2 separate regions of the Homo sapiens genome follow, and region 1 is linked to region 2. The links are chromatin loops, found by intact Hi-C in ENCODE. Cell type or tissue: dorsolateral prefrontal cortex. All regions are shown on one strand. Each heading gives the region's core, and the rest is flanking DNA. Links, peaks and the distances in the headings are about the cores only. Region 1 holds the start of DEPDC7 (DEP domain containing 7). Region 2 overlaps QSER1 (glutamine and serine rich 1).

The links. A loop is a pair of places that touch in the nucleus more often than their neighbours do. Peaks named below come from ENCODE experiments on the same cell type or tissue, not always from the same donor. Only the 100,000 strongest peaks of a DNase experiment are listed, where the experiment ranks them.
Region 1: it touches region 2 in a loop (2.1-fold over the local background); 11 of 110 quality-filtered maps call a loop at or near these places.

Annotation. Positions count from the first base shown.
Region 1 is chr11:33,007,493-33,023,795 of GRCh38, forward strand. It overlaps DEPDC7 (DEP domain containing 7), which reads left to right and starts at 8,386. Exons shown (of 9, transcript NM_001077242.2): 1 at 8,386-8,536. The coding sequence starts at 8,464. It overlaps LOC105376615 (a long non-coding RNA gene), which reads right to left and starts at 8,298. Exons shown (of 4, transcript XR_931167.2): 1 at 7,785-8,298. RefSeq lists enhancers at 3,999-4,058, 4,339-4,388 and silencers at 8,231-8,280, 8,601-8,660. In dorsolateral prefrontal cortex, for the core only: no CTCF peak of the experiment used is centred there; DNase peaks (open chromatin) are centred at 8,349 and 8,869; H3K4me3 peaks cover 2,526 bases; H3K27ac peaks cover 1,648 bases.
Region 2 is chr11:32,952,015-32,968,317 of GRCh38, forward strand. QSER1 (glutamine and serine rich 1) reads left to right here. Exons shown (of 13, transcript NM_001076786.3): 5 at 1,843-2,165; 6 at 3,282-3,398; 7 at 3,974-4,107; 8 at 5,855-6,072; 9 at 14,286-14,423. It overlaps LOC105376615 (a long non-coding RNA gene), which reads right to left. Exons shown (of 4, transcript XR_931167.2): 3 at 4,711-4,752; 4 at 4,324-4,440. Among named protein-coding and RNA genes, the nearest start is that of DEPDC7, 56 kb to the right of the region's middle. In dorsolateral prefrontal cortex, for the core only: CTCF peaks have their summits at 8,743 (motif pointing right) and 8,948; no DNase peak of the experiment used is centred there.

The DNA of each region.
Region 1 (16,303 bases), core at 3,950-11,949, 55 kb after region 2:
GAAATCCTCAGAATCATGTTCTGGAAGCCAAGTACTCAGCTCTGAGTGTGTGGCTATGGCTCTCAACTATAGTTATTCTGTTTTTTGTTTGTTTGCATGTTTGTTTTTGAAATAGGGTCTTGCTCTTTGCCTAGGCTAGAGTACAATGGTGTGATCACGGCTCACTGTAGAACTATGGTTATTCTTGACTGGATATTGACTGTTGGACAATTTATTAACAGTAACTCAAATTCTTCTTCTTCTTCTATTTTTTTTTTGACACAGGATCTTTCTCTGTTGCCCAGGCGAAAGTGCAGTGGCATGATCTCAGCTCACTGCCACCTCCACCTCCTGGGTTCAAGCGATTCTTGTGCCTCATCCTCCCGAATTGCTTGGATTATGGGTGTGCACCACCACGCCCAGCTAATTTTTGAATTTTTAGTAGATATGGGGTTTTGCTATGTTGGCCAGGCTGACCTAAAGCTTCTGGCTTAAGTGATCCGCCCACTTCACCCTCCCAAAGTGCCAGAATTACAGATGTGAGCCATGTGCCTGGTCTCTTTTTTTTTTTTAAGGGAAGTCAAATACCTATGGGCCAGGCACGGTGGTTCACACTCGTCATCCCTGCACTCTGGGATGCCAAGGTAGGAGGATTGCTTGGGCTCAGGAGTTCAAGACCAGCCTGGCCAACATAGAGAGATCCTGTCTCTACAAAATGTTTTTTAAAAAGTTAGCTGGGTGTGGTGGTGCATGCCTGTAGTCCTAGCTACTTGGGAGGCATCACTGGGAGGACTGCTTGAGCCCAGGCATTCAAGGCTGCAGCAAGCTATTATCCTGCCGCATACTCCCGCCTGGGTGACAGAGGGAGACCCTGTCTCAAATAAATAAATCAATATCTGAAATTTTTTAAAATTTTTGTAGCTTTAAATATTCAGTAGTAATTTTTCAGACTTTACATGTTAGCTCAAAAGAAAAATAAAGCTATATCTATTTTGTAAGGTGAAAAGCAGAAACTCCATTTGTAAAAGAGAAAATAATTGATCTAAGCCAAATTCTGGGGGCCTCAATAAAATTACAATTGTCATAGTTTATTTATTAGTTTACCAGCTCAAAATGTCACAGAACTTTACTGTAGACATTATGTTGTAAATATTGGTCATCATATCTATTAGTTTGTAATTAATTGAAGCTTGTATAAAACAAAAGAGTAAAACAGACCTTTAATGTACCCCATGAGAAGGGTCATTATTCATTTATGACTTATACAAAGGTAAAAGGGGGTGGACCACGGATAACTGGAATACTTGTGCAAAATACCTATGGTGAATATGATTTATTCTAATTCTTCCATAGCACCCATAGATTCAAACAAATAAGAAAACTTTTAAAGTCTTGTATTCGAAATTATATGAGGGGTAATTCATTATTAAGACTAATTTATTCTTCAGTCTTCTATGATTTAAATATACATGTACAAGTAAACATGTACAGAAATTAACACTAAAGATTTTATGCTTCTTTCTGAAGAAAACTTAGGATATACCATTATATCAAATAAATATATAGTATACAGAAAATTGTATATTTGAAATTTTTTAAATTGAAACTTACTGTATCTAAAATAAATACTTTATTTATTCAGGCATTCACAAAAATTATTGCGAGCCAATTATGAACCAGATTCTGAACTAATAACTACTAAGGATATAGCAGTGACGAGAAAAGATAAAAATCTCTCCTGTCTTGGGATTTACATTCTGTGAAAAAAATCCTTATTAGGTAAAAGGAAACTTTATGAGGTGTTAAGAAGAATATCCCTCAAAATGTGCTTCTTTGAAATTCTGTATTGTAATCATCTGCAGTGTATGTTAAAAATGATGCGGGGGGTGGGGGCAGGGCCGGGCGTGGTGGCTCACACCTGTAATTCCAGCACTTTGGGAGGCCAAGGTGGGTGGGTTTGAGACCAGCCTGGCCAACACGTGAAACTCCATCTCTACCAAAAATACAAAAATTAGCTGGGCGTGGTGGTACACACCTGTAATCCCAGCTACTCGGGAGGCTGAGGCAGGAGAATCACTTAAACCTGGGAGATGGAGGTTACAGGGAGCTGAGATCGTGCCATTGCACTACAGCCTGGGCAACAGAGCAAGACTCCATCTCAGGGGAAAAAAAAAATGATGCAGGGGCCAGGCGCTGTGGCTCATGCCTATAATCCCAGCACTTTGGGAGGCCAAGGCGATTACCCCTCATATAATTGCTTGAGCTCAGGAGTTCAAGACCAGCAGGGGCAACAAAGTGAGACCCTGTCTCTATAAAAAATACAAAAATTAGTCAGGCTAATTTTACTCGGGAGGCTGAGGTGGGAGGATGGCTTGAGCCTGGGAGGCAGAGGTGTGGTAGTGAGCCAAGATCACACCACTGCACTCTAGCCTGGGCAACAGAACCAGACCCGGTCTCAAAAAAAAAAAAATATGCAGACCAGGCACAGTGGCTCATGCACTTTGGGAGGCCAAGGGGGAAGATCTCTTGAGCCTAGGAGTTCAAGACCAGCCTAGGCAACGGAGCAAGAACCCGTCTCTACAAAAGAAGGTTAAAAAAACTAGAAAAAAATAGGCAGGCATGGTGGTACATGACTGTAGTCTCAGCTACTTGGGAGGCGAAGGTGGGAAGATCACTTGAGCCTGGGAGGTTGAGGCTGCAATGAACTGTGATCAAGCCACTGCACTCTGGCCTGGAAGACAGAATGAGACCCTGTCTCAAAAAAAGAAAAAAAAAGATGCAAATTTGTGTATTTTATCACAACGGAAGAGAAAACAACAGAGATTCTCAGGGTTTCTACCCCAGAAGTAGTAAATCAGAACACAGTGTGGGGGACAGAAAGCTACATTTTTAATGGCTTCTATACACACTATCATTAGAAAACTTTCTCTTTGAATGTGTTTTTGAGTATTTCTAAAGTCTTCATAGACCCAGGGTCTTTGAGTGCATCTAAAAGGCCATCATAAGGACATCCAAATCTAAATTATATCTTCCAAATTATGAGCAGATGGATGTAAACCTGTTGAAATGCAGTCATTTGAACAAATGTGTACCAAATAATGCAAACTATCTCTGAGAAAAATCTTCTTTCTTAAGGGACAGAAGAGAATATTTTCAGTGTGGTGTATATTTAATATTGAAAGCCTGGGCAACAAAGTGAGATCTCTTTTCTGCAAAAAATTTTTGAAAATTTAGCCGGGCATGGTGGTGCACTACTACAGGCGTGACTATAGCTACTCGGGTGGCTGAGGTGGGATGATCACTTGAGGTGCAGCCGGGGAGGTTAAGGCTGCAGTGAGCTGTGTTCACACCACTGCACTCCAACCTGAGTGACAGAGCAAGACCTTGTCTCAATAAAAAAAAAAAAAAAGTAAAGATATAAAAATAAAAAAGTCAGCCTCAAGGCTAGTATCAAGGCTACCTTTGCCCTTCCAAATACATCCATCATGTAATGTACTATTGCTCAAAATTTATTTGATGGAGGAAAATCTTGCTATGTATCATCCTTTCTAGAAAACAGGTTTTATTCCCTTCTGTTTTCAGTGCCCAGTTGCCCTACCATTTGGCACCAAAATTGGGAGTGTATATGAGAGGGGCAAGTTTCCTAAACTCAAATAGTCTACTACTATGGCAATTTTTGGTAGGTTGAGCCTTGATTAGGGTATAAGCCTAAATTTTTTTTTTGTTTTGTTTCTGTTTTTTTTTTTTGTTTTTTTTTTTTTTTTGAGACACGGTCTTGCTCTGTTGCCCAGGCTGGAGTGCAGTGGCATGACCTTGGCTCACTGCAACCTCTGCCTCCTGGGTTCAAGCAATTCTCCCTGCCTCAGCCTCCTGAACAGCTGGGATTACAGGCGCCCACCACACACTTGGCTAATTTTTGCATTTTTTAGTAGAGACGGGGTTTTGCCATGTTGGCCAGGCTGGTCTTGAACTCCTGACCTCAGGTGATCCACCCACCTCAGCCTCCCAAAGTGTCGGGATTACAGGCATGAATCACTGCACCTGGCCTGAGCCTGAAATTTGAGTCAGCAAAAATATGAGATGGAAATTTAAAGATTACAACTTGGATGTTTTAACAGTGAAAGGATGATATTATATTGCCATCTTAATAACAAAGTTAAAAAAACTATGGAAGAGTTTTTACTCATCACTGTTTTACAGTGCCACAGAAACAGGAAGTGGGTTGGTGGTTTTTTAAACATTTTTTTGGGTGAATTTTGGATTGCACCAGAACAGACTAGTGAATCATAAACTTTCTGCTCTGTTTCCTACCTCTTGATAGGTTTAGACAAGTTTGATCTTAGACAAGCTTAGATCAAGTGAAGTTTTTCCCATATGCTAAACATATACTGACTTGACACACTTGTTGGTGAAATAATCAATAAAAGTGGTTTTAAAGCACTCTGTAAGTGAAAATAAAAAATACTATGCAAAGATTACAGCTTGGGTGTATGCTGCTGGTAGTTTTATGGCACTGAAAACAAAAAAGGCCAAAGTCTTTGCAGCTGTGCACTGATTAATCAGAAAGGGATGAAAGAAATTTCCTTTCACGTCATAAACTGTGTGATTGTGATACTTGTTAGTTATGAAAGGGTTTTTGTTTTTGTTTTTGTTTTTGTTTTGAGACAGGGTCTCATTCTGTCACGCAGGCTGGAGTGCAGTGGCACGATCTTGACTTACTGCAACCTTTACCTCCCTGGGCTCAAGCGATCCTCCCACATCAGCCTCCAAAGTAGTTGGAACTACAGGCGCACACCACCATGCCCTGCTAATTTTTTGTATTTTTTTGTAGAGATGGGGTTTCGCCATGTTACCCAGGCTGGTCTCAAACTCCTGGATTCAAGCAATCCACCTGCTTCAACTTCGCAAAGTGCCGGGATTATAGGCATGAGCCACCACCCAGGTGGGATTTTTAAAAGAACTTTTTCTATTAGAAGTTACTAAACTTTAAACTTTAAAAAGTAGGAAACTGATATTTTTTAAAGCTCTGTATTTTGATGGGGACAATCAGAGCATCTACTATTTGCCCAGCAATGCACAAATGCTGAAAGAAGTCCAAGAGGTTAAAATATGCTCCATGCCCTGGACAATTTTCCAATTTTTTTTTTTTTTGAGATGGAATTTCACTCCTGTTGGCCCAGACTGGAGTGCAATGGCGCTATCTCAGCTCACTGCAACCTCCACTACCCGGTTTCAAGTGATTCTCTTGCCTCAGCCTCCCAAGTAGCTCGGATTGAAGGCATGCACCACCACGCCTGGCTAATTTTGTATTTTTAGTAGAGACGAGGTTTCTCCATGTTGGTCAGGCTGGTCTCGAACTCCTGACCTCAGGTGATCTGCTAGCCTTGGCCTCCCAAAGTGCTGGGATTACAAGCATGAGCCACCACACCCGGCAATTTTCCAATTTTCTTAGGCAATTAAGATATGTGTGTGCTCCCGTTAGAATGGCGATCATTAAAAAGTCAGGAAACAACAGATGCTGGAGAGGATGTGGAGAAACAGGAACACTTTTACACTGTTGGTGGGACTGTAAACTAGTTCAACCATTGTGGAAGACAGTGTGGCAATTCCTCAAGGATCTAGAACTAGAAATACCATTTGACCCAGCCATTCCATTACTGAGTATATACCCAAAGGATTATAAATCATGCTGCTATAAAGACACATGCACACGTATGTTCACTGCAGCACTATTCACAATAGCAAAGATTTGGAACCAACCCAAATATCCATCAATGATAGAATGGATTAAGAAAATGTGGCACATATACACCATGGAATACTATGCAGCCATAAAAAAAGGATGAGTTCATGTCCTTTGTAGGGACATGGATGAAGCTGGAAACCATCATTCTCAGCAAACTATCGCAAGGACAAAAAACCAAACACCACAGGTTCTCACTCATAGGTGGGAATTGAACAATGAGAACACTTGGACACAGGAAGGGGAACATCACACACTGGGGCCTGTCGTGGGGTCGGTGGAGCAGGGAGGGATAGCATTAGGAGATATACCTAATGTAAATGACGAGTTAATGAGTGCAGCACACCAACATGGCACATGTATACATATGTAACAAACCAGCATGTTGTGCACATGTACCCTAGAACTTAAATTATAATAAAAAAAGATATGTGTGTGCTGTAATAATCAGAGAGTATCAATACAAGCAGGAGATGAATAGTAATGCATTTGATAAGTGCCACAGGTGCTCAGAGAAAAAAAACACACCCGGGTAACCTGGAAAAATCTGTCCAGGGAAGAAAGTGGGAAAAGGGATAGGCATTTCCTATCCCATGGTTGTAGAAAGTATCTGAGTAGAGATGAACATTTCAGCATTCCAGAAGAGGTAAACAATTATTGCATAACCTGGTGAAAAACTCTCTGAAATGTTATATAAAGTATCAAAATGGTCACTGAGGTCACCAAGCTTTTTCAAATATTAGTGTTTTTCAAGATTTGTCTTCTGAGACAGATGAGCTTTTCCCCCCTCCCATGCAGTGAGGGAGGACTTGTGTGTTCATTCAGTTATACAGCACGGGATAAAGTTCATTGGTATACTGGGTGCCTGAAACCAGCCCTGAATGCATCCTCTTTCTGTGTGTAGCAGCCAATTGAGAGATTACAAAGAAAATCCTTAAACAGAAGTAAAGCAGGGTTTTACTACCATCAGGGGAAGAGGTCACATTAAAAAAAGGTTGCCAACTGGTTGGCAACCTTTTTTTTTCTTTTTTGAGATGGAGTCTCACTCTGTCATCCAGGCTGGAGTGCAGTGGCACAATCTTCGCTCATTGCAACTTCCGCCTCCTGGATTCAAGCGATTCTCCTGCCTCAGCTTCCCAAGTAGCTGGGATTACAGGTGCCTGCCACCACACTCGGACAGTTTTTGTATTTTTAGTAGGGGTTTCGCCATCTTGGCCAGGCTGTTCTCGAACTCCTGACCTCGAAGATCCCCCTGCCTCGGGCCCCCCAAAGTGCTGGGACTACAGGCGTGAGCCACCGTGCCTGGCCAGCTTTTTCTAACACTAAGCAGCAGCAACTGGCCCCCACCTCCCACCCACAAACCCAAGTCCCCAGGGGCAGCTTCTTAGTATGTATTCTCTGAAACAATCCCATGTAGAAGCTCTTTCCAATAAGCTAAATAATGAACTCCCACTTAAACACCATTCTAATTTACACCTAAATCACACAAGCATCCTCCTTCTAAGAAGACGTCATAATCGTTTTGAAAATCATTGCAAAATTCCCAAACTTGAAAAAAAAGAAAAAAAAAAGGGCAAGTGTCTGGCAATTGGATTATTGGTCTCTAAGACCACTCATCCTTTCAGAGGTATCCAGCATTGGATCCCTGGCCTGGCTTCAACTTCCAAGTAACTAAGATGTGTCCCATTAATAGCCCTTCCTCCTTTTCTCTCCTCACCTTCACTCCAACCGGCAGCAAACTGTCCCTACCCACCCGACCCACAGTTCCTTTGGAGGCAGCACAGATTTCCTGGCAGCCAGTCCCAGGGTCTTTCGTTGCTGCCCTCCTGTGACCTCTAGACATTGCTCTCCTGGGCCACATAGGATTTGTTTGTTCTGCACAGGTAGGGATGTCTGAAAAACTCGATTATTATTGTTATTATCACTATTACTACTACTACTATGACATAATTTTAAGCACTTACGTTCCGGACGCAGTTACTAAATGCTGAACCTGAATTGGTTCCTATAAACCTCGTTAAAAAACAAACAAACATCTCAGTGAAGCAGGTACTAAACCTACCCCCGCATCACAGGTGAGGACACCGACGCACAGAGCAGTTAGGCAGCTTGCCAGGTTCCCGACTTTTTCTATTTCTTTTTTTTTTTTTTTTTTTTTTGAGACGGAGTCTCGCTGTGTCGCCCAGGCTGGAGTGCAGTGGTGGATCTCGGCTCACTGCAACCTCCGCCTCCTGAGTTCAAGCGATTCTTGTGCCTCGGCCTCCCGAGTAGCTGGGATTACAGGCGCCTGTCACCAAGCCCAGCTAATTTTTGTATTTTTAGTAGAGAAGGGGTTTCGCCATGTAGGCCAGGCTGCTCTCGAACTCCTGACCTCAGGTGCTCTACCTGCCCTGGCCTCCCAAAGTGCTGGGATTACAGGCGTGAGCCACCGCGCCCGGCCTGGTCCCGAGTTAATCTACGGCAGGCCGCGGTTCGAATCCCGCTGGTGTGAGCCGCGGGCCGCGTAGTGCCGGCCCAGGGAACCGCTTTGTCCCCGACCACCGCTCGCGTGGCATCGCGCCCGAGGAAACTTGGATCGCTGGCGCCGCGGGCTACGTTCAGTGGTTGCCAGAGAGACACGTGACCGGCAGCGGGGGCGGGGCCTGCAGGGAGCCACGCCCCGCACAGTTAACAGACGGGCGCTCAGGGAGCTAGGGAGCTGTGAAGCTGCTGGAGGAGTTGGCGTCCGGGGAGCAAGGGCCATGGCCACCGTGCAGGAGAAGGCTGCTGCGCTGAACCTCTCGGCTCTCCACAGCCCCGCGCACAGGCCTCCGGGTAGGTGCCGAGGACTGCCGCCTGGGATGGCGCGGGGCGGGCTGGGGTGCGCGGGCTGGGTCCCGGCGCGGGGCGGGCGGCGTGGGGCGTTCGGCCGCCTGCGCCTGTCAACGGCCGGCTGGGCGAGCACAGCACAGCTGCGACCACTTGGCCAACGCCCCCGCCGAGCGGGCGGATCGAGTTCCTCTCTGGCTGGTGGGCTGCAAGCGGCAGAGCCCGCCCGCACAGCCCAGCTTTTTTCTTTCTACCCAGACTCTCAACTTGACCGCGCGTTGGTCTGTGCGCCCGCTAACGTGCCAGGCACGCGCCGGGGAGCTCCGGGATATGCTCCGCGGTGCTACCGGTGACAAGTGTGGTATCTGGAATTTGTGTAGTTCTTTGCCCCCTGTCTCAACCACAAACCTTGACGACACAGTATGGCCAGGGGCCGAGCTCCTCCCTTGCCCACTTTGTTCTCCAGACTGCTAGGAGTCAAGAGTCAGCTTGTCTCCCCAGACTCTTCCTGGGAGGGATGAGAGGTTTATGTGAGTTCTACTGGCAGGAATTTGGCATAAAAGGTATTTATTAACACTTTATGTATAAGCAGTATTTTAGTGAATAGAAGTTTTTGGCTAAAAAAACAGTTACATGAAATTAGGAGGGAAGTTGGCAAATTCTGCCACGGGCCTAATCGTGTCTTTTGGGGGCAGTTGATTTAGGATTCTGGTTTCTTTAAATGTTCAAACACATGAAGAGAATCGGATATCACTTCTAAAATGCTGGTTATAGCAGATCTACAACCCAGTTAATAGGGGTGACTCAGATAACTGTTAAGATACTCAGATAACCCTTGGCTTTTTTCTTTTGGTTAAGTTACAACTTTTTCCCCTTTCTGGAGCTCCAGTCTGGGATGTCGTAGGAATTAGTTCCCTTTCTGACAAAAGCCTTTCATTTGTAAAAACACCAACCAGTGAAACTGTGATTCCTTCCTCTGGGTCAAATGGGTGCTTCTCAGTGGCCCCACTCTTGTGTTTGACTTACTCACTAATGCTCATTTTAATCTTCAAAATGCTAACGACAGATTATGGTAGAGAACCATTTTTCACTTGTCCTTTTCTAAGAAAAATCATAATATTGACCTTAGTCTGCTTCCATGTAAAGGATTCAGGTAAGCACATAGTGGCCACATTGAGAATGTCTCCTTGATTTATGTTGTGAAGAGAAGACAAATGCTAAGACATTTGGGAATTTAAAACCAAATGACATTGAAAACAGTCTTGAGAAATCTTTTGGGCCCACTTACTCAGTGAAGGAAATTCCCAAATGTCACCTGCTTAAAATAAAAACATGGTACCCTGTTTTCTCTAATAGCTGAAATACCAATTCTGGAGCTTTGGGCATTTGTGAACAGGTTCTTAGATGGTGTAAGGAAGTATGTATTCAGAAATTAAGTAGATAACTCTCTAAGGGAAGAGTTGAAGTGCTGGTTATCAGGAATCAAAGGAACACTGTCCTCGGCACACTAGCTGCAGTGGACGGAGAGGGGCCCGCTGTTGTTCTCACTCGTTTTGCTTGCTACCGCTGGAATCCCGACCTGGTAACATTTGTTAGCCTTTCTTTCACCCTTTAGTTGCCTTGTCATAGTTCCAGTGAGCAAGGTAGTGGGAGCACACGGTTATTGGTTCTTTGCCATTCTCTTTCTGTGTGCTCTGGCAGGCAGCTTTGTACTTTTGTTTCTCCACCGATTAGTAACTCTCACTTACCTTAAAGGGGCTGTAATGACCAGGGACCTGATTTATGTACAAGAAATGAGATCTATATGCCAGTCTTCAGCCAGTATGTCAAAAACACTTGTCTTTTAATACGACAAACAAGAAAGTAGTCTGTTATCCTGTTATCCCTTTATACTGTAACCTAATTCTTTGAGTTTGCCTGGTATCACTTTTCCAGGGAGCTCAAAGTACTTCCCATATGCTGTCTCATTAATGTATGTGAATTAAAGCAGAGACCAATGTCTGCTTTTGCTGATAATTCTCGTAGATATTGTAAATTTTTCTTGTTGGTAGACTTCTTTTACCTACCTGCAGCCTTCTTTTCAGAGGCAATCGCAGTCTTCAGCATGACGCCTCTAATGCCAACTAGCAGGAAAATAAACTTTGGACTACCAGAACCAATATCCAGTAAAAGTGTTGTAATCTTGGGATCATAGTATAGAAAATTTTTCCACTCAGTCACAACTGTCAAGTTTTAACACCATAAACACAATTCTCTTTACATTTATCTATTAATATTTTCATGAGGTTTTGGTTACTATCCAACAAATGTCCTTTTTCTTTGTTGTCTTGACAATTCTTTGTGTGAGTAATATTTTAAAACCTCTTTTGAAAAAATCTTTCTTAAAATTCTCTTAAATCCTAAATGGTCTAGGATTTATAGATGTGTTATTTTCTGATGAAAAGTTAAATCCTCTGGTATGTGTCACATCTTGTCTTCTCATCTCCTGTTGGCCTTTATGTGATTGAATACTATTCAGAACTTGACATTATCATCCAGGTAGTAGGAGTAAATAAAAGGTAAACTCCTAAGGTTGGGGACTGTGTCCTCTGAGTTCAGAGGAAGGAAGAGGAAGAAAGATACCTCCCTTTTCTTTCTACTTTTAAAATAAAATTTTAGATTCACTAAATAGTATGGTCCATTTGTCATAATTAATGAACCAATATTGATACATATAATTATTAACTGAAGTCCACACTTAGATTCCCTTGGTGTTTGCCTAATGTTCTCTTCCAGGATCCCATCCAAGATATTATATTACATTCAGTTGTCATGTAATGAATCTACTCTTCTAGACTGTGACAGTTTGCTCCTTTTGTTTTTAGTGATACATCTGTTAATTTCTGGACATTTTGCGAGACACATTAACATATTGTCTCATGATCCTCGCAATGAGTGAGAGAAGTGGAGTTAGCTCTGTTTTGCAACAGAAAAGTTAGGCAGTTTGCCCAAGATCGTGTTATTAGTAAATGATGGACCCAACAACGGAACTCAGGTCCCTGGGACTGCAGAGTCCACACTGGTCTAACTCTTTGTAGTCACAGCACCTAGCACTGTGTCTGCTGCGTTAACTCAAGTTTCCATGTCTGAACAGTATTCAGTCAACCCAAGGTTTCTTAACCTTGGCACTACTGACGTTTTCTTTGTTGTGGGTGCTGTCTGTGCATTGTAAGATGTTTAGTAGCATCCCTCTACCCACTGGATGCCAGCAATACCCACACTCATTGTGACAATCAAAAATGTCTCCAGACATGTCCTGTTGGGGGTATAATCACCCACTGAGAACCACTGGGTTAACCTTCCTTTAAAAATTTTTTTTATGAACGGGGTGTAGTGGCTCACACCTGTAATGCCAGCACTTTGGGAGGTTGAGGCAGGTGGATCATTTGAGGCCAGGAGTTTGAGACCAGCCTGGCCAATGCGACAAAACCCCATTTCTACTAAAAATCCAAAAATTGTCTGGGTGTAGTGGCGCACACCTGTAATCCCAGCTACTCAGGAGGTTGAGGCAGGAGAATCGCTTGAACCCAGGAGGCAGAGGTTGCAGTGAGCCGAGATCACACCACTGCATTCCAACCTGGATGACAAAGTGAGACTCTGTCTCAAAAAAGAAAAAAAAGTAAGTTTTTTAGTAGTTAGCAATAATTAACAACTAACAAATATTGACTAACCAATTGTATTATATTGAGGCAATCTGTAAGGCAATTAAATAATTTAAACCTCTGTAAACCGCTAGGAAATCTGAAAGAAATCGGGCACTAGCTCACCATCTCTTAAAAGTTTTATGGAGAAACATCAACTGTCTGGATTCAGTTCCTTTTTTTTTTTTTTTTTTAAGTCCAGTCTAAAGACCGAGAATGGAAACAAATTTGTTATATGTTCATTAAGAGGTAGTGTGTTTTATTAATTCTGTGTGTATGTTTACCTTACATTGGGATCCAATTTTATAATGTGTATATTGATCTACTTCTAAAGATTTAATATAATCTTACTATTTGAAGTGATTATACAATTGTTTTCCCTTTAAATAGGTTTTCATAGGTTTTCACAGTAGGACTAGGGTTGCTGACAGGGTGGATTATGGTTGATGCTGATTATCCCTAATTTTTGGGTAAATGTAATTTCTTTACATTTTTAGGGAATTATTATGACTCAGTTATTTAGTGTGAATTCTTAGAAGTGAGGATGATTATTACTGGTACTACACGTATATATAAGTGTTCAATATTATCTTAGAAGTTTAACTTTTACTTTTGGTAAACGTTTTTTATGGTAGAGTTCAAATACATGTGAAGGGCAGCTTTTGAAAAATAGCTATTGTTTTCAAGCAAATAAGGATGAGACTGCTTGAAAAATGAAGGTTAACTAGCCTAGATTTATATAGTGCTTGAGACTATGTGTTGAAGGCTAGATAATCAAATTATTCCTGAGCCTCCTTAGGCAACCTTCCAAAAGGTTTTGTATCTGGTAGGGTCAAATTTGTCCATATGCTTCCTTTCTTGCCTATAGATCTGCCATATTTGGTGTTCAATGTCCTTATCTAAATGGAGGAGATATAATTTCAGTCTTTACATTCCTATAATCAGTTTATTTAAAGACAGGATCTCACTCTGTCACCCAGGCTGGAGTGCAGTGGTGCGATCCTAGCCCACTGTAACCTCGAACTCCTGGCCTCAAGCAATCTTCCCGCCATGGCCTCCCAAAGTCCTGGGGTCAGAGGCATGAGCCACTGTGCCTGCCCTGGCAGTTTAGACCTGAAACTAACCTAAAATATTGTGTTCAACTATTTTATCAGTAGATAAAGAAACCTACTTACAGAGATTGTCTCTTATCCAGAGTTTTTACAGCTGATCTCTAAACTCTTTGATTCCATTTGTTATGATGCTTTTAGAAAATGCTTGACCAGGCTGGGTGTGGTGGCTCACACCTGTAATCCCAGCACTTTGGGAGGCCGAGGTGGGTGGATCACGAGGTCAGGAGTTCCAGACCATCCTGGCCAACATGGTGAAACCCTGTCTCTACTAAAAATACAAAAAAAAATTAGCTGCACGTGGTGGCGCGTGCCTGTAATCCTAGCTACTTGGGAGGCTGAGGCAGGAAAATCACTTGAAGCAGGGAGTTGGAGGTTGCAGTGAGCCAAGATCGCACCACTGCACTCCAGCCTGGCGACAGAGTGAGACACCATCTCAAAAAAAAAAAAAGAAAAAAAAGAAAATGCTTGACCAAATGTAAGGAAGCATCAAGATGTAGATAGTGATGGATTTTAAAAGGTTGTTTAGCTCATATGAAAGTGAGGTTTGAGGACAAGCTGAACCCTTAATTCTGATTGCAAGACTTAAAAAACATTCATTGTCTATTTTTGGTCTCTTAAATCCTGTTTAGAAATCACAGTAAGTCATCTTACTGGGCCATGATCTGCTATACCAATATTCATTTCAGCTTTTAAATGACGATAAATAAGTTTCAAACCATATATGTTCAGCTGGTGAAGTCAGCATTTTAAAAAGCAGGTTATCCTGGTATGGGTTTTGGCACATTTACTTGTCAAGTCCAGGGTACATTGTGTATGAAAGCATCTGTATGAACATGAGCTAGTTTGTGGGTGGTGGTGCTTGAAGGGAAATATCCCAGGATGCAATGGTTGGGAATTAATGGTCAGTGAGAACAGAGGGGACCTGTGAGGGCTGCATTGTATCATGCCTGGAGGACTCTGGAAACCTGTGGTTCACAGGTGTCTACTCTCCTGCTCTAACTAGTTCTTTAATCTTTTATGCAGTGTTATACAACCTGCAGAACCTCCTGATTTCCCACAAGTTAATATGGGGAAATTTATTCTTTACCTCTTAATTCTTCTGTGAAGATTAGCCTTTTCTACTCATTGAGGCCAAATATCCCCTCTCACCGCCCTCTTCAGCTGTCTTACTGATCTGTAATTAATAAGTGACTCAGCCTTGTCATTTAGGATTTGTGTGCTAACCTACTTATAGCTCAAGTGTTATGACTTATGTGTTTCATCTTTATATTATCACTAGTCCAAAAGTCTGTCTCATTGGTTCTTAAAAGGCAGTCTGATTGAAGTTTGAATCTTGCATGTCTTCCTTTTCCTGTCTTACCCTGTGTACTGTGGTAGTATTTATTACAGAATTTATGATATCCTGCCTTATTTTATGAGTAGTGACTACTGTTTTTAAATAGCTTGGTTAAGGGTTCTTAGAGTTTGTTTTATCTCTTGGCTCTCTTAAAGCTGTTTCACTTAATCCAAGTTTCCAGTGAAAGGTTAATGCTTAAACAACTTATCTGATGGCTGACTTTTCATATATTTATGTTTAAGTACTAGGAAACACTAGTATATATTTATCAGCTGTGTAACTGTGGGCACATTTAACTCACAGAGCCTCAATTTCCTCAAAATAGGATTATTAATAATCATTTTGCAGAGAAGCTTATCAGAATTAAATGCGAGAAGACAGAGCCTGTCATAGTGTAAATACTCAAATGTTAGCTATTAATAATAAAGATTTGAAAAATTAAGCAGAAATTGTTTATTTTAAATCTTATTTATAATCTCTGGTATTTTAGGAAGTTAAGAATATTAGTCGCTAACAATGTTTAGGCATTGTGGCTGGAAATAGTACAACTACTCCTGAGTTCTGGATACCAGAAATGACCTGGACTTACTCTGAGATTCCATCAAATGCCTCATTCTTGCTCTGTTCAACAGAGACTAAATACTGTACCAAGAGTAGATCTAATTCCAGCTTGATTTATTTAGTCAATTCTCCATAATTCAGTTCCTGAAATAGCTCACATTATATTTGGAAGACTGGCAACAATTACTTCCATCTTTGTTTAGTACTGGCTTATGAAATATCTTCAAATTTAAAATACAATTTTGACAATTAAAAACAATCTTGCTTATTTTGGGAGGCCTAGGTGGGTGGATCACGAGGTCAGGAGATCGAGACCATCCTGGCTAACACGATGAAACCCTGTCTCTACTAAAAAAAAATACAAAAAATTAGCCGGGCGTGGTGGCGGGCACCTGTAGTCCCAGCTACTTGGGAGGCTAAAGGTGGGAGAATGGCATGAACCCAGGAGGCGGAGCTTGCAGTGAGCCGAGATCACGCCACTGCACTCCAGCCTGGGTGACAGAGAGGGACTCTGTCTCAAAAAAAAAAAAAAAATCTTGCTGATCATTTTAAACCAACGTTATAATAATGGGTAGGTGGTAAATTACCCATCTACTTTTGGTATTAGAAATATACAAATAAACAATAAAGGACTGTGTATTTGTGTATATGCTATTCATTTTCACTATAAAGATGTTTAAATTGCTAGTAGCTACAGAATTATGCTACAAGTGAAATCAGTGTAGTGGTTCAGTGTACTCCTTATATTTATTGCAACGTAAGAGATGAATTTCAAATGACCCACTTATAATTTATGGCTCTAGTGCACTAAGAGGAGTTTTTGTTTATTTATTTATTTATTAGACGGAGTCTTGCTTTGTCGTCCAGGCTGGAGTGCAGTGGCACTATCTTGGCTTACTGCAACCTCCACCTCCCAGGTTCAAGCAATTCTCTGCCTCAGCCTCCTGAGTAACTGGGATTGCAGGTGCCTGCTACCACGCCCGGCCAATTTTTGTATTTTTAGTAGAGAGGGTTTCACCACCTTCGGCAGGCTGTAAAGGAGTTTTAATAATGTCCTTCAGGAGCTTATCTTATGCTTTCTTCA
Region 2 (16,303 bases), core at 4,905-12,904:
TTTTTAGTAGAGATGGGGTTTCACCATGTTGGCCAGGCTGGTCTCGAACTCCTGATCTCAGGTCATCCGCCCGCCTCAGCCTCCCAAAGTGCTGGGATTACAGGCGTGAGCCACTGCGCCCAGGCCTTGGGATTTTCTATATACAAGATCATATCATCTGCAAATATAGCTTTGCTTCTTCAGATATCCTTCTTAGGAGGAAAGCATATACAGTTTTCACCACTAAGTATGATGTTAGTTACTGATTTTTTCTAAATGTCCTCTGTAAAGCTGGGGAAGTTCCCAGGCTGTTGAATGTTTTTATCATAAAAGGGCATTACATTTTGTCAGATGCTTTTTCTTCACCTATTGAAATGATCCTGTGCTCCTATGCTGTTTTCTATTAACACAGTGTATTACATTGATTTTCAGGTGTTAAATTAACTTTGCATTCCTAAGATAAATCCCACGTGGTCATATTGTATGATTCTTTTTGTATGTTGGTGGATTTGCTAGTATTTCATTGTGGGTTTTTGTATTTATATACTAAGGGATATTAGTCTATAGTTTTCTCATGCTGTTTTTGTCTGGTTTTGGTATTGGAATAATACTGGCCTCACAGAATGAGTTGGGAAGTGTTTCCTCCTATTGTTTGGAGTTTATAAAAGATTGATATCTTCTTTAATTGTTGATAGAATTATCCAGTGAAGCCATATGGGCCTGTGCTTTTCTTTGTGGGATGTTTTAAAATTACTTTTTTTTTTTTTACTTTGTATTGGGGTATTCAGATTTTCTATTTCTTCCCAAGTCTTTTTTTTTTTTTTTTTCCTTGAGACAGAGTCTCTTTTGCCCACGCTGTAGTGCAGTGGCACAGTCTTGGCTCACTGCAATCTCTGCCTCCCAGGTTCAAGCTATTCTCCTGCCTCACCCTCCTGAGTAGCGGGGATTAAAGGCGCGCACCACCACGCCCAGCTAATTTTTGTATTTTTAGTAGAGACAGGGTTTCACCATGTTGGTCAGGCTGGTCTCAAACTCCTGACCTCGTGATCTGCCCGCCTTGGCCTCCCAAAGTGCTGGGATTACAGGTGTGAGCCACCGTGCATGGCCCCAATCTTTTTTAGTATTTTGTGTCTTTCTAGGAATTTATCCATTTCATCTTAAGTTATTTAATTTGTTGGCATACAGTTTTTCATAGTATTACTTTATAATCATTTTAATTTTGATAGCTTCTAGTGCTGTTTCAGAATGTTTTGGGTTTTTTTTTTTCCCACATGTATTTGGTTTTTCATCTTCTATGAAGAGTCACAGTTTTGGTTGGCCGACCCTTCCTTATCTTCTATCACTTTCATGTCTTTATTTTTATTATTATTATTTTTTTAAGTAGGGTCTTGTTCTGTCACCCAGGCTGGAGTGCAGTGGCACTATCATAGCTCACTGTAACCCTTGAACTCCTGGGCCCAAGCAATTTTCGCATCTCATCCTCCTGATTAGCTGAGACTACAGGCACACAACACTATGCTCGGCTAATTTTTTATTTTTTTAATAGGGCTGGGACTACAGGTGTGAGCCACTGTACCCAGCCTCTTCTTTTAAAAATAATTTTGCTCTACTTACATGGAATTGGCAGCGGGAGGATAGGTAGATAGTTGCAGGTTTGCAGTCTACTTGTCATCTAGACTTAATTCTCACATCTTTGATTCTTGGAAATTAACATCTGTTGTCTAATTTCTTCCTGTGGTTTTGTTTCAACCAGTTTGATTACAAAATAATCAAGTCTTTCTTTTTAAACTGTTTTGAGTTTTACACAAAACAAGTGTTTAAATATTTGTAATACTGATTTGCATTTGCTTGGTTTTGTTTCAGAAGCCCTACAGGTGGCAACTACTAGCCCAACTGCCAATACTACTGGTACTGCTACTACTTCCTCAACCACTGTGGGTGCAGTTAAGCAAGAACCTCTCCACTCTACTTCATATGCAGTAAATATTCTGGAAAATATAAGCTCTTCAGAATCCTCAAAGCCCATTGAACTTGATGGTCTTCCTTCAGACCAGTTTGCAAAAGGACAGGACACTGTTGCCATAGAAGGTTTTACAGATGAGGAGGACACAGAAAGCGGAGGAGAAGGCCAATACAGAGAGCGTGATGAATTTGTGGTAAAGATAGAAGACATAGAGACTTTTAAGGTGATGTCAGTGTTCACCAGTGTAAAGGTCATAGTTTAGTTAGTGTGCCTGCGATAGCCTTCATTATGACTTCAATAGCATGCATCTACTTTGAATTATGGGAAGTTTTATGCATTATAAGTGTTTGATAAAATCAAAATATTAAGAGTAGATGTCAGATATCATTGAAGATAATTTTAACCTTAACTTAGTTGTACGTATTTCTGTACAAATGTAGTCAGTTGCATTTCAGTATTAGTAATTATAGTAGTTTTAAAATGTTGACTTTTTTCAAGGTTCCCAATTCATTATTAGTAGTTTGGAGAAAATCGTTATTTATATAATTTAAAAGTTTAAACAAAAATAACAGAGAACTATCATGTAAAAGTAGAATTAGATTTAATTTCATAATTTCAAGTTGTATAACCATGAAGAGAATGTAATAATTTTATGTAAGAAAGTTGTAGCTGTGTTTAAAATAACATATTTTGGGGTTTCTGTTTGCTTGCTTTGCTTTTTTGCCTTTTTATGTATTTTTTAAAATAGAGATGGGATCATGCTATGTTGACCAGGCTGGTCTCAAACTCTTGGCCTCAAGCAGTCCTCCCATCTTGGCCTCCCAAAGTGCTGGGATTACAGGCATGTAATCCTCATGCAGTGGCATGAGCCACTGCATACAGCCACTTTTGCCTTTTTAAAAAACATGGGAATGACGTTAAAAAGTGCAGTGAAGAATCCAACATTCAAGTGTCTGTATTCTCACTATTCACAGTTAACTACTTTTAATATTTTAATGTATTTGTTTATGGTCTTTTAAGATATGTATATATACATAGTTATAAAATTGCATATGTAACATAGGACAGTGTCATTAGCAGAAAACTTTCCAATAGTTTTAGCTGCACAAATGGGTAATGGGCTACTTTGTGTGCTAATGAACTCCCTATTTCTGGAATAATTTAAGCAGAGACTGAATAACCTAACCAGCTTATAAGAATTATTGCAGAATATCAGATAGAGAGGTGAGATAAAAGGTTGAGCTAGGGTAGGCCTTTCAGATTCCTTTCATCTCTAATATTCTAAGATCTAAAATATGTTGCTGTGTTTTGTAAGTATCATTAATTCTGGTTATTACAGGAGGCTTTAAAAACAGGAAAAGAACCTCCAGCTATTTGGAAAGTACAAAAAGCTTTATTACAGAAATTTGTTCCTGAAATTCGAGATGGTCAAAGAGAATTTGCTGCTACAAATAGTGTAAGTAAAATGCATGTTTACATTAGCCTTATTTTGACAGTGGTCCTGAGAAAAACAATGATTTAAATATAGAAGTATTTTATATTGAATATTTTTGATATAAAGTAGCATATAATTTGAACTAGAATATTGATGCTCTTTGATAGTCTAATATAAAAATAAAGTCATTTGTTAAATATCAGCTATTTAAAATTAAATGACCTTGTACTATTGTTTAACTTTTTTTTTTAATAAAGGAAAGGGATTAATGTTAGCCTATGAAGAGTTCAGATTGACTCAGAGGCTCCTTTATATTGATTATTCTACTAGTCAAATATCCTGATTTACCAGAAGACTGATGGAAGTTATTCTGTCATACTTAATGTAGCTGGAAGTAAGAATATGCCAAATGAGATTGCTTGTACATATGAAATCAATAATGAGCCTGGGATCAGTTTTTGAGGGTAAAATTAGCCTGGCCAGAGCTGCATTTTAGAAAACTTGAAGGTTGGCTATGGGATAGTCAATTGAACAAACAAAGTAGCATTTGTATCTAGATTGTTCAATTATGTAACTCAAAGTGTTTCCTTCCTCAGTATCTTGGATATTTTGGAGATGCAAAGAGTAAATACAAAAGAATATATGTGAAGTTCATTGAAAATGCAAACAAGAAGGAATATGTCAGAGTGTGTTCTAAAAAGCCAAGAAATAAACCTTCACAAACTATCAGGTATTTGTTTTCTTAGGTGATATATTTGTGCATATATATAGGTGTATTATTGATGATACCAATGTACAAAGGAGCATATCAATTAAATAGATTTTTTTTATTATACACAAGTCAAAAAATTTCAGTGCCTGATGAAATAAGTGATTCTTTTGAAGGCATGAGATGGGCACTGTAAAGCTCATGGCTATCTGTGGTGGGTGGGTGCCCTTTTCTTTTCCCTAAGTCCTTTTGGTGTCATCCCAGTATTGTGAAAAAAAATTGTAGAGGCAAAAAGTTTGAGTCCAGCTTTATGTGACTTAGAGAAGACAGCTTTCCTGAAGCTCCCTTTTTCATCTATAAAATGTAAATAATATAATGAAGTAAATTAAATTTAAAATAATTATTGATAAAAAAACTATAAGAACTACATTACTGTACAAGTGTACACAGTAGAATTATTATTGTGTATTAATGTGACTCTGGGTTGTCTGGAGCATGAATCTGGAAGATAACTGACTTGACCCTGTGGTCTGCATGAGAAGCAGGTATGACCGTAGATGTTCTTACTCCAGTGCCAAGTAGGTCCAGTTTCATTAACATTCCCACCTACTGGAAGCAGCTTACCTTATTTTTATGATGGAATTTTATCCACTCAAATCTTCAGACCTGGAAGAGAGCAAATCTTTTTTATTTGAGACAGGGTCTCACCCTGTCACTAAGGCTGCAGTGTAGTGGCATGATCACGGCACTGCAGCCTCGACCTCCCAGGCTCAGGTGATCCTCCTGCCTCAACTTCCCAAGTAGCTGGGACTACAGGTGTGCACCACTGTGCCCAGCTAATTTTTATAGGGATGGGATTTTACCATGTTGCTCAGGCTGGTCTTGAACTCTTGGGCTCAAGCAATTTGCCTGCCTCAGCCTCCCAAAATGCTGGGATTACAGGCATGAGCCACCATACCCAGCTGGCATACAGCAAATCTCGAGGGACTCTAGGACAGATGCATTTGGGTTTTTCTTTTTTTTCTTTTTTTTTCTTTTTTTTTTTTTTTTCTTTTTTTTGAGATAGAGTCTTGCTCTGTCGCCCAGGCTGGAGTGCAGCGGCGTGATCTTGGCTCACTGCAACCTCCACCTCCCGGGTTCAAGCGATTCTCCTGCCTCAGCCTCCCGAGTAGCTGGGACTACAGGCGCCCGCCACCACTCCCAGCTGGTTTTGTATTTTTAGTAGAGATGGGGTTTCACTATGTTGGCCAGGCTGGTCTTGAACTCCTGACCTCAAGTGATCCACCCACCTCAGCCTCCCAAAGTGCTAGGATTACAGGCATGAGCCACCGCGCCGCATTTGGGTTTCTACATCAAAACCTGACACCACCAGAGCCTGTGAGAGTTTCTTAGGGTCAGAGCTAGATATGGCAATTACGGTTATAACATTCATTACCTTCCTAAGCCCACTGATCATCTGTTGTACAGCCTCATAGTCTCTGGGAAATAAGTCCATAAATCAAGGAGGGCAATGAAGAAGTAGAAATAAGGACTGAACTAAAAGTCCCTTAATAACTGAATATTGAATGCTTCTGGTGAAAAGAATGTATTTTAAGAAAATTTTATGGGAATCACCATTGAGATGTATATAGGACTTGGACTGTATATTTTGAAGGTATTGGTGAGAGTAATTAGATAATCTTCTCCTGTGATTCTCTTTTATTTTTCTATTTTATTTTAGTTTAACAAGATTTCAGTGTGTTAATGAAGTTTGTTTATAACATTGCAGAACTGTTCAAGCTAAGCCAAGTAGTAGCAGTAAAACTTCTGATCCTCTAGCATCAAAAACTACAACTACAAAAGCCCCTTCCGTGAAACCCAAAGTTAAACAGCCAAAAGTAAAGGCTGAGCCACCACCAAAGAAACGGAAAAAATGGAAAGAAGAATTTTCATCATCCCAATCTGACTCATCTCCTGAGATCCATACTAGTAGTAGTGACGATGAGGGTGAGTTTTCCGTGAAATGGCTACCCTGATAACTTTAGATTATCTACATGAGTGGTGAGGAGCAGGATGCTGACAATTCAAAATGTATTTACTTTTCAGGGAATTTATCTACCTAATAAATTCTGTTTAGGTTTTTATGAAAGTAAGTTCACATTCCCTGAACATACCAACTGAAGCACAGTTGGCCCACACATGCAGCCTTGTAAATAGAAAAGGCAGAACTTACCTTAGTAATGCCAGTTATCTCAACTCTGGATAAGATGGAGGTTAGATCAGATGATTACTAAGAATCATCTAGTTCTAAACTTTTTTTTTTTTTGAGACAAGGTTTCATTCTGTCGCCCAGGCTGAAGTGCAATGGCATGATCCTAGCTCACTGCAGCCTCGAACACCTGGGCTCGTAACTCTCCTACCTCAGCCTCCAAAGTAGCTGGGACTATAGGTGTGCACCACCATGCCCAGCTAATGTTTCTTTTTAAGATATGGGCTCTTGCTTTGTCACCCAGGATGGTCTCAAACTCCTGGGCTTAAGCAGTCCTCCTGCCTTAGCCTCCCAAAGTGCTGGGATTACGGGCATGAGCCACTGCGCCCCACCTAGCATAAACATTTGAGTCTAAGTTTATGCTAGAAGAAAAGAATAACTAAGCCTAGGAAAGGGGCACTCAAATTATAATATAGTAATATATTTAATAACGTATGCCACTACATTATTTAATAAATGCTTACTACTATATATCTGCCACTAGCTAATCATGTACCTATAACGAAGGTAGGATATCCTCTCTTAGTTTTCTTGTTTTATAAAATGTAAAGGTTGAAATAATTTGTTATCAAACTTCTTGATCTTAGAACCATTTTACATTCTTAAAAATTATTGAGGATCCTAAAATGCATTTATGTAGGTATATCTATTGATATTTACTATATTAGAAATTAAAACTGAGATAGTTGTAATACATAAGAATATACCAGCACACAAAGCATGGTGTACAATATATGTAAGAAATTTCAGGTGGTTTAGTAGTGTAGTACAGAGGTTGCCAAATGTCTTGCAGACTGAATCTGACCCTCAGCCTGTTTTTATAGTTTTATTGGAACACAGCCGCATAGATTCATTTGCATATTTCCATACAGTTGCTTTCCCACTACAGTGGCAGATTTGAGTAGTTCTACAGAGACCATATGACAAAATCTAAAATATTTACCTATAGCCCTTTACAGAAAAAGGTTGCTGGCCCCTATTTTTCTAGAACATAAAGTAGAATTTAAGAAAAGAGGAAGGGATGATGAAAGACCTTGTATGCCATAATAAAGCTAAAAAGCTTGTGATCCTGTAAACAAATGAAAGTCCTTAGAGGGATTTATAAGGGGGAAACAATATGGTGAAATTTAAATTTGAATTACAAGACATAATTCAGGCATAAATTGAGTCTGAACCTAAGTAGTGGCAGCAGGGATGGAGATGAGGGGACAGTTTTGAGATATTCAGGATGTAATTTTGGCAGAACTTGAATGGTGAATTAGTTGTTGGGGCTATGGTTGAAGTTGATGTCCAGGATGGTTTCTGACATTACAAGTATCATTGCTTGAGAGATTATCTTAGAAATTATCTGATTAGAAATAGAACCATAATAAAAAAAATTCTTCAGTGCTGAAGTCTACTTTAAATTTACCGTTTTTATTTTTTATTTTTTGAGTCAAGGTCTACTCTGTTGTCTAGGCTGGACTGCAGTGGTGCACTCATGACTCACTGTAGCCTCGACCTCCCAGGCTCAAGTGATCCTCCCACCTCAGCCTCCTGAGTAGCTGGGACTACAGGTGGGCACCACCACACCCAGCTAATTTTTAAATTTTAATCTTTGTAGACACAGGGTCTCACTGTGTTGCCCAGGCCGATCTCAAACTCCTGGGCTCAAGCAATCCTCCCACTTCGGCCTCCCAAAGTGCTGGGATTATAGGCATAAGCCACTGTGCCCAGTCTAAATGTACTGTTTGTAAATGCTATTTGTGGGCAAGTGCAGTGGTGCACATCTACACACCCAGCTACTTGGGAGGCTCAGGAGAAAGGATTGCTTGATCCCAGGAGTTCAAGACCAACCTAGACAACATAGCGAGACCCCATAGCTTAAAAAAATAATAATAAAAAATAAAGCTATTTGTAAATGGTTGTTTAGAAATATATACATCAGGCTGGGCATGGTGGCTCATGCCTGCAATCCCAGCACTTTGGGAGGCTGAGGAGGGTGGATCGCCTGATGTCAGGAGTTTGAGACCAGACTGGCCAACACGGTGAAACCCTGTCTCTACTAAAAATACAAAAAAATTAGCCAGGTGTGGTGGCAGGCACCTGTAATCCCAGCTACTCAGGAGGCTGAGGCAGGAGAATCACTTGAACCCAAGAGGCAAAGGTTTCAGTAAGCCAAGATTGCGCTATTGCACTCCAGCCTTGGGCAACAAGAGCGAAACTCCATCTCAAAAAAAAGAAAAAAGAAATATATAATCAGAATAGGTAAGGAAATTCAGTGCCTTGAATATGCATAGAAGGCATTATACATAATTTTTGCAGTTAGCAGTCTTGCCTACTGCTTAGAATCAAAACGTTTGTTCTGAATTTGCTCTCAATTATAGTTTCTTCAAATGACAAGGTAACATTTTCTTCCCTTGGTAATTTGAGTGACCACTAGGTGTCACTAATAGTTAAGCAAACATTTTTAGGCCTTTTTGTTCCTTGCTTTACATTCTCAGGCTAAAGAATGTATTTAGTTCTCTTAAGAAGTCAAATATTGATAATAAACATATATTCATAGGCTGGTGATTTTCAGACTCTTTGTTTCAGGACTCCAATGGAATCTTCAAACACATTGAGGATTCCAGATACTTTGGTTTATGTGTGCTAAATCTATTGAAATTTACTAAATACCAATTCAAAGTTTTAAAATATTTATTTAAAATGAACCCATTACTTATTAATGTGAGGTGTTTTTTTTAAAACAACTATACTTTCCAAAACTAACAGTATTTAGTGAGATAAGTGCATATCTGCTTCTACATTCAGTTTGTTATTATATGTTATTTTGGCTAAAGTATCAAGAATATCCGTACTTAACTGAGAAAGCAATGGAAATACTCCTCCTGTATGTAGTTAGGAAAAGGAGGAGGATTTCAATTGCCTTCTCAGATACTCATAGATACTCCTGATACTGACAAGTAGTAGTTTCTTGAGTTTTCATGCTATTACATTAAAATCTATTGGTTTGTCTTAACTTTACATATCTCTCATCCATGCATGGTTTTATAACATTGTTCATTGGTCATGTGAAAATATTAGTTAGCTCAGTGATATAGATCTTCCAATAATTAATTTTTTTCACACTTTAAAACACTGTGGTTAAATATAAATTTGCCTTTTTAACCATTTTTAAGTGTACAATTTATTAGCATTATTTACATTCACACTGTTGTATAACCCTCACCTATATTTCCAAAACTTTTATCATCCCAAACAGAAACTGTAACCATTAAGCAACAACTACTTATTCTCTTTTTTCTCTAGCTACTGGTAACCTCTAATCTGTTTTTCCTCCAGCTACTGGTAACCTCTAACCTATTTTTTGTATTTGTGATTTTGCCCATTCTAAATATCTCATATAGGTGGAATTATACAATATTTTTCCTTCTGTGTCTGGCTTCTTTCACTTAGCAAAATGTTTTCTAGGTTCATCCATGTAAAAGCATATATCATAACTTCATTCCTTTTTATGGCTAAGTAATATTCCATTGTATGTTTACACCACATTTTATTGATGGTATTTGGGTTATTTCCTCCTTTTGGCTAACTGAATAATTGGTGTAATGAACATTGGCATACAAGTATCTAAGTTCCTATTTTCAATTTTGGAGGCATAGACCTGAAGCAGAATTGTTACTATTGTCACATAATAATCCTATGTTTAGCCTTTAGAGGAACCATCAAACTGTTTTCCACATGGTTACACCATTTTATATTCCCACCAGGAAAGCATGACGGTTCCAATTTTTCCACATCCTTTGCTAACACTTGTTATTTTCTGTTTGTGTGTGCGTCTTTTTAAAGTCATCCTAGCAAGTGTGAAGTGGTATCTCATTGTGGTTTCAGTTTGAATTTTTCTAGTGACTAATGATGTTGAGCATTTTTTCCATGTCCTGAGCATTTTTTCTATGTCCTTATTGGCCATTTGTATATCTTCTTTGGAGAAATGTCTATTCAGATCCTTTGCCCATTTTAAACTGGGTTATTTGTCTTTTTGTTGTTAAGTTGTAGGAGTTTTTTAATATATTCTGGATATTAAACCCTTAATCAGATACATAATTTGAAAATGTTTCCTCCCATTTTGTAGGTTGTCTTTTTCACTTTCTTGATAATATCCTTTGATGCACAAAAGTTTTAAATTTGGATGAAGCCCAATTTACTTATTTTTTCTTTTGTTACTCAGCTTTTGTTCACATAGAATCCATTGCCAAATCCAAGGACATATTTACTCCTACATTTTCTTCTAAGAGTTTTATGGTTCTAGCTCTTAAGGTCAGATATTTCATTTTACACTATCAAAAAATAGCACTCATCAATTCTATGAATGATCTCATTAATGAAGTCTTTACAAATTGGGAAGCTCAGACTCACAGTGGGGATAGAAGATGTCCAGAACTCTAATTTTCACTTGAAATCTCAAATTTTATCATTGGCAACAAATACCATCAGTTGTTTTCCTTGAATGAGCAGATTCTCTTAATTTATTTTTAAGAATAAATTAAGGTCTGCCAAATACCCAAGTCTGGATAGGCATAGTGTATCTGTCAGTCATTCTTTCAAATAAAAATCTTGTTTTCTTGGGGGAAAGAATGGCTAGTTTATCTTGTAACTCACACAACTGTATGGGTGCTCCTCCTGGTCATACCCATTATATTTATGCAGAAGTGCTTTATGTGTACCTGCTATTTCATCACACAGAATATTAAAAAGACATCTATTCAAGAATAGAAATTTCATAAAATTAATAATTACTTCTTCGTCAAGGACTATTAATTTTTATTTTGTTTTATCTTTTTTTGAGACAAGGTCTCACTCTGTCACCCAGGCTGGAGTGCAGTGGTACAAACAAGGCTCACTGCAACCTCAATATCCCAGGCTCATGTGATCCTCTCACCTCAGCCTCCTGGGTATCTGGGACTACAGGCGCTAATTTTTTTGTATTTTTTAGTAGAGACAAGGTTTTTCCATGTTGCCCAGGCTCTGTTTGTTTGTTTGTTTGAGACGGAGTCTCGCACTATCGTCCAGGCTGGAGTGCAGTGGCGCGATCTCGGCTCACTGCACCGCCTCCCAGGTTCAAGCGATTCTCCTGCCTCAGCCTCCCGAGTAGCTGGGATTACAGGCGCCCGCCATCATGCCTGGCTACTTTTTTGTATTTTTAGTAGAGATGGGGTTTCACTATGTTGGCCAGGTTGGTCTTGAATGCTTGACTTCGTGATCCACCCGCCTCGGCCTCCCAAAATGCTGGGATTACGTGCATGAGCCACCGCATCCAGCCTTGCCCAGGCTCTTTTTAAATTTTGTATATTTAGAGAGAGGTCTCACTCTGTCACCCAGGCTGGAGTGCATGGTGTAATCATAATTCACTGTAACCTCAAACTTCTGGCACAAGCAATCTTCTCACCTCGGTCCCCCAAGTAGCTAGGACTGACTACAGGTATGCACCACCATGCCCAGCTAATTTTAAAGTTTTTTGTAGAGACTGGGTCTTACTATGTTGCCCAAGCTAGTTTTAAACTCCTGGCCTCAAGCCATTGTCCTGCTTCAGCCTTCCAGAGTGCTGGGATTATAGGCATGAGTCACCTCACCTGGCCCTAAGACTGTTCTGGTTGTTAATTAAGAGATGGGGTCTTATTCTATCACCAGCAGGAGTAGAGTGGCACCTTTTTAGCTCACTGCAGCCTTGAACTCCTGGGCTCAAACAGTCCTCCTACTTCAGGCCCCCAAGCAGCTAGTACTACAGGCGCATGCCACCACACCTAGCTAACTTAAAATTTTTTTTTGTAGAGACAGGATCTCACTATATTGCCTGGGCTGGTCTTGAACTCCTGACCTCAAGCAATCTTCCCACTTTGGCCTCCCAAAGTGCTGGTATTATAGGTGTGAGCCACCATGCCCAGCCCCTAGGACTATTCCTAAGTGAAACTTTTTCCCCCTCCAAATACATGGTAGTGAGTGACATGACAAAGTCATGCAAAGTATATTACTGTTAGTACAGTTTGTTGTCATTGCCTTGATTCGTGGGGTAAGGCACCATCAATTTTACCCAGTAGTAGTTTTGCAAATGGCAATGCAGTGAAGAAAGTACATAGTATCTTAATATTATCATGAAAACAGTTTTGATATCAGAGACCACCAAAAGGGTCTTGGGGTCCCCCCTGGGGTACAGTTACTTTAACAGCTGCTATTTAAAATACATACACCTACTATAGGCCAGGCACGGTGGCTTACAGCTAATCTCAGCACTTTCAGAGGCTGAGACAGGAGGATCACTTGAGGCTGAGAGTTCAAGACCAGCCTGGGCAACATAGTGAAACCCTATCTCTAAGAAAAAAAAAAAACACCATATATATATATATATATATATACACACACACACACACACACACACACACACACACACACACACATACACACACATAAACGCACACTATATACCCACAACATTAAAAATATTTTAAAAACTGCTATTTAAGGGTGTGACTTGATTATATATTTGAATACAAAAAGTCAAAATTGAAACAAACTTTTTTTTTTTAGATGGAGTCTTGCTATATTGACCAGGCTGGTCTTGAACTCCCAGGCTCAAACAATCCTCCCACCTCAGCCTCCCAAGTAGCTGGGACTACAGGTGTGCACCACTGCACCCAACAAGTTAATGTCATAGTTCTTTCCATTGGATTTGAATGAAATTTTCTCTGTGCACAGGCTGTGTTTACATTAAAATGATTTTTTTCTTTTTTTCTTTTTCTTTATGAGACAGGGTCTTTACTCTGTTTCCCATGCTTGAGTGCAGTGGCGCAGTCACAGTTCTCTGCAGTCTCAACCTCCGGGACTCAAGCAATCCTCCCGCCTCAGCCTCTTGAGTAGCTGGGAATAGTGGTACATGCCACCACACACGTGGCTAATTTATATTTTTTTTAATTGAAACGATGTCCCACTATGTTGCCCAAGCTGGTCTCAAACTCCTGGGCTCAAGCAGTCCTCCCACCTTGGCCTCCCAAAGTGTTGGGATTACAGGCACGTGCCACTGCACCTGCCATACTTTAAACATTTTTAATACATCCTAGGCAAGAATTTTATAGTAATTTATGTCTAGGAATAAAAAGGAAATCTATGTATTACTCATACATTGGATGTCATACAATTTCTTTACTACTAAACAGAGAAACCATCAAGACTACAGTAGCACCACCTAGCAGCAGATGTCTGTGGTGGGATCCAGCAGAAGACAAATAGTTTCTTACCCAGTCTACTTTTTCTGGTGTTGGGCTTCAGAATCACCTAGGAAGGGCCAAGCGTGGTGGCTCACGCCTGTAATCCCAACACTTTGGTAGGCTGAGGCAGGCAGATCACCTGAGGTCAGGAGTTCAAGACCAGCCTGGCCAACATGGTGAAACCCCCTCTCTACTAAAAAAATTAGCCAGGCATGGTGGTGTGTACCTATAATCCCAGCTACTCGGGAGGTTGAGGCAGGAGAATTGCTTGAACCTAGGAGGCGGAGGTTGCAGTGAGCCAAGATGGCGCCATTGTACTCCAGCCTGGGCAACAAGAGTGAAACTCTGTCTCAAAACACACACACACACACACACACACACACACACACACACACACGAATCACCTAGGAAGCTTTTTAAGAGCATAATACTTAAGCTTCATCACCCTACCACGACCACCACCACTACCAAAGATTCTGTTTTAGGAAGTCCAGCAATCTGGTTTTTGTTCTATTGTTAACAAAGCTCTTCAGTCATTGTCATGTGCAAACCAGCTTTGAGAACCTCAGACCTTTTAAAGGTAAGGTGAGAAAGTCTTGAATTTGAAGAAATTGTATCTGCAATCTGCTTCTAGGGTCTCGTTATAGAGAAAAGTGTTTTTAAAATTGTCAGGAAGGAAAATTTAATATTTAACCCTTTCTCCCTCCCAGAATTTGAACCTCCCGCTCCCTTTGTCACTCGCTTTTTGAACACAAGAGCAATGAAGGAAACCTTTAAGAGCTACATGGAATTGCTTGTTAGCATTGCCTTGGACCCTGACACAATGCAAGCCTTAGAGAAGAGCAATGGTACAGTCTTCTAAGTAGTACTTCCTTGGTAGTACTTCCTGGAATTAAAAAAAGAAATCTTGTCTGTTAGTTATATGTTTATATGTGACTTGTGTAATATATACCTATAAATTGTCAGTTAAATATATAGCATCTTAATTCCATAAAATGGTCATATCTTTTCATGCATTCTCTGAATATTTGAACTTTTATTGCTTTCTACTCATGGGAAAATTGTATAGCTTCTAACCAGTTTCTTCCAATTCTAGAATCTAATCATCCTCATAAATAGTTTACTAAGTGTTAGTATTACATGAAAGGTCTGTATGTCAGTATATTTTATTTTCCAATAATTGGAAAGATGAACCAGATAAAAGTGGCATAAAGATTAAAATCATATACTTGTATCTTTTGTAAAAGATACATCATAGCAATTATTTTCTAATCAGTTAAAATTAGTATTAAACCAGTAAATGCACTGGGTTATACCAATTAATATTATTCCTTTTAGTTATTTGAGAAATCTCCATACTGTTTTCCATAGCAGTTGCACTAATTTACATTCTCACCAGCAGTCCCAGTACTGAGTATCTACATAAAGGAAAATAAATAATACCCAAGAGACACCTGCACATGTGTTTATTGCAGCACAGTTCACAACTGTAAAGATATGGAAAGTGCCCATCAGCCGATGAGTGAATAAAGAAAATATAGTGAATACTATTCAGCCATAAAAAAGAGCAAAATAATGTCTTTTGCAGCAACTTGGGTGGAACTGGAGGTCATTATTCTAACTGAAGTAACTCAGGAATGGAGAACCAAATATCACATGTTCTCACTTATAAGTGGGAGCTAAGCTATAGGTACACAAAGGCAGCGTGGTATAATGGACATTGGAGACTCAGAAGGGGAGAGGGTGAGAAAGGGGTAAGGGATGAAAAACTACTTATGGGGTACAATGTACACTACTTGGGTGATGGATGCACTAAAATCCCAGACTTCACCACTATACAGCTCATCCATGTAACCCAAACCACCTGTACCCCTAAAGCTATTGAAATTTTTAAAAAGTTTTTTTTAAAGAAGAAAATAAAAGGTACAGTAAGAATATGGCATTATAGTCTTATGGAACCACCATTGTATATGTGGTCTGTCATTGTCAAAAATGTCATTATGCAGTGCATGACTATATACTGTTTTATTATGTTCACATACTTAGACATATATTCTAATTTAACCTTAAAACAACTTAGACAGCCATTTTGTGGATTAAGACAGGTTCAGAGAGGTTAAGTGACTTGCTTAAGGGCCCACAAACTTGAAACTGGCAGAGAAAGGATTAAAATTAAAGTCTTCTAATTTCTGGTCTAGTGCTTTTCTTACCACCTAATCAGAGACAGTAACCTGTATATCAGTCATTTTCAAGTAATTAGGAGCTGGAAGGGACTTTAGATATTACCTAGTCTGAAACATTTATTTTGTAAACTAAAGTTCAAAAGAGATTAAAGTTAAAGAACAGGTTAGAGGTTGAAGAACCATGATTAAAACTCAGCTAATCCCAGGTCAGCATTTTTGCTATTAAATGTTATATTCCTTGCATCATAAAATATGCTTCTCTTTGTAGTAGTCATTTCTGTATAGTTGTATTTTGAAAGATTTTTAAAAATTGCTTATCAGTGTTTTCTGATTTTTCTCTAAGGGGAGAAAATTTTTTAAGATTATTTTTAAATCACAAATGTTTAAAACTTACTTTTGTAGAATGTAAATACAGTATTAGAACAGATTGAATCACTAATAGAAAGACTATGTAAACAATCATTTTACTTAGCTGTGAAACTTGTGACCTGGATTCTGGGTTGTTGTTTTTTTTCAGAAGGTTATTAGAGGCAGTTAGTATTATA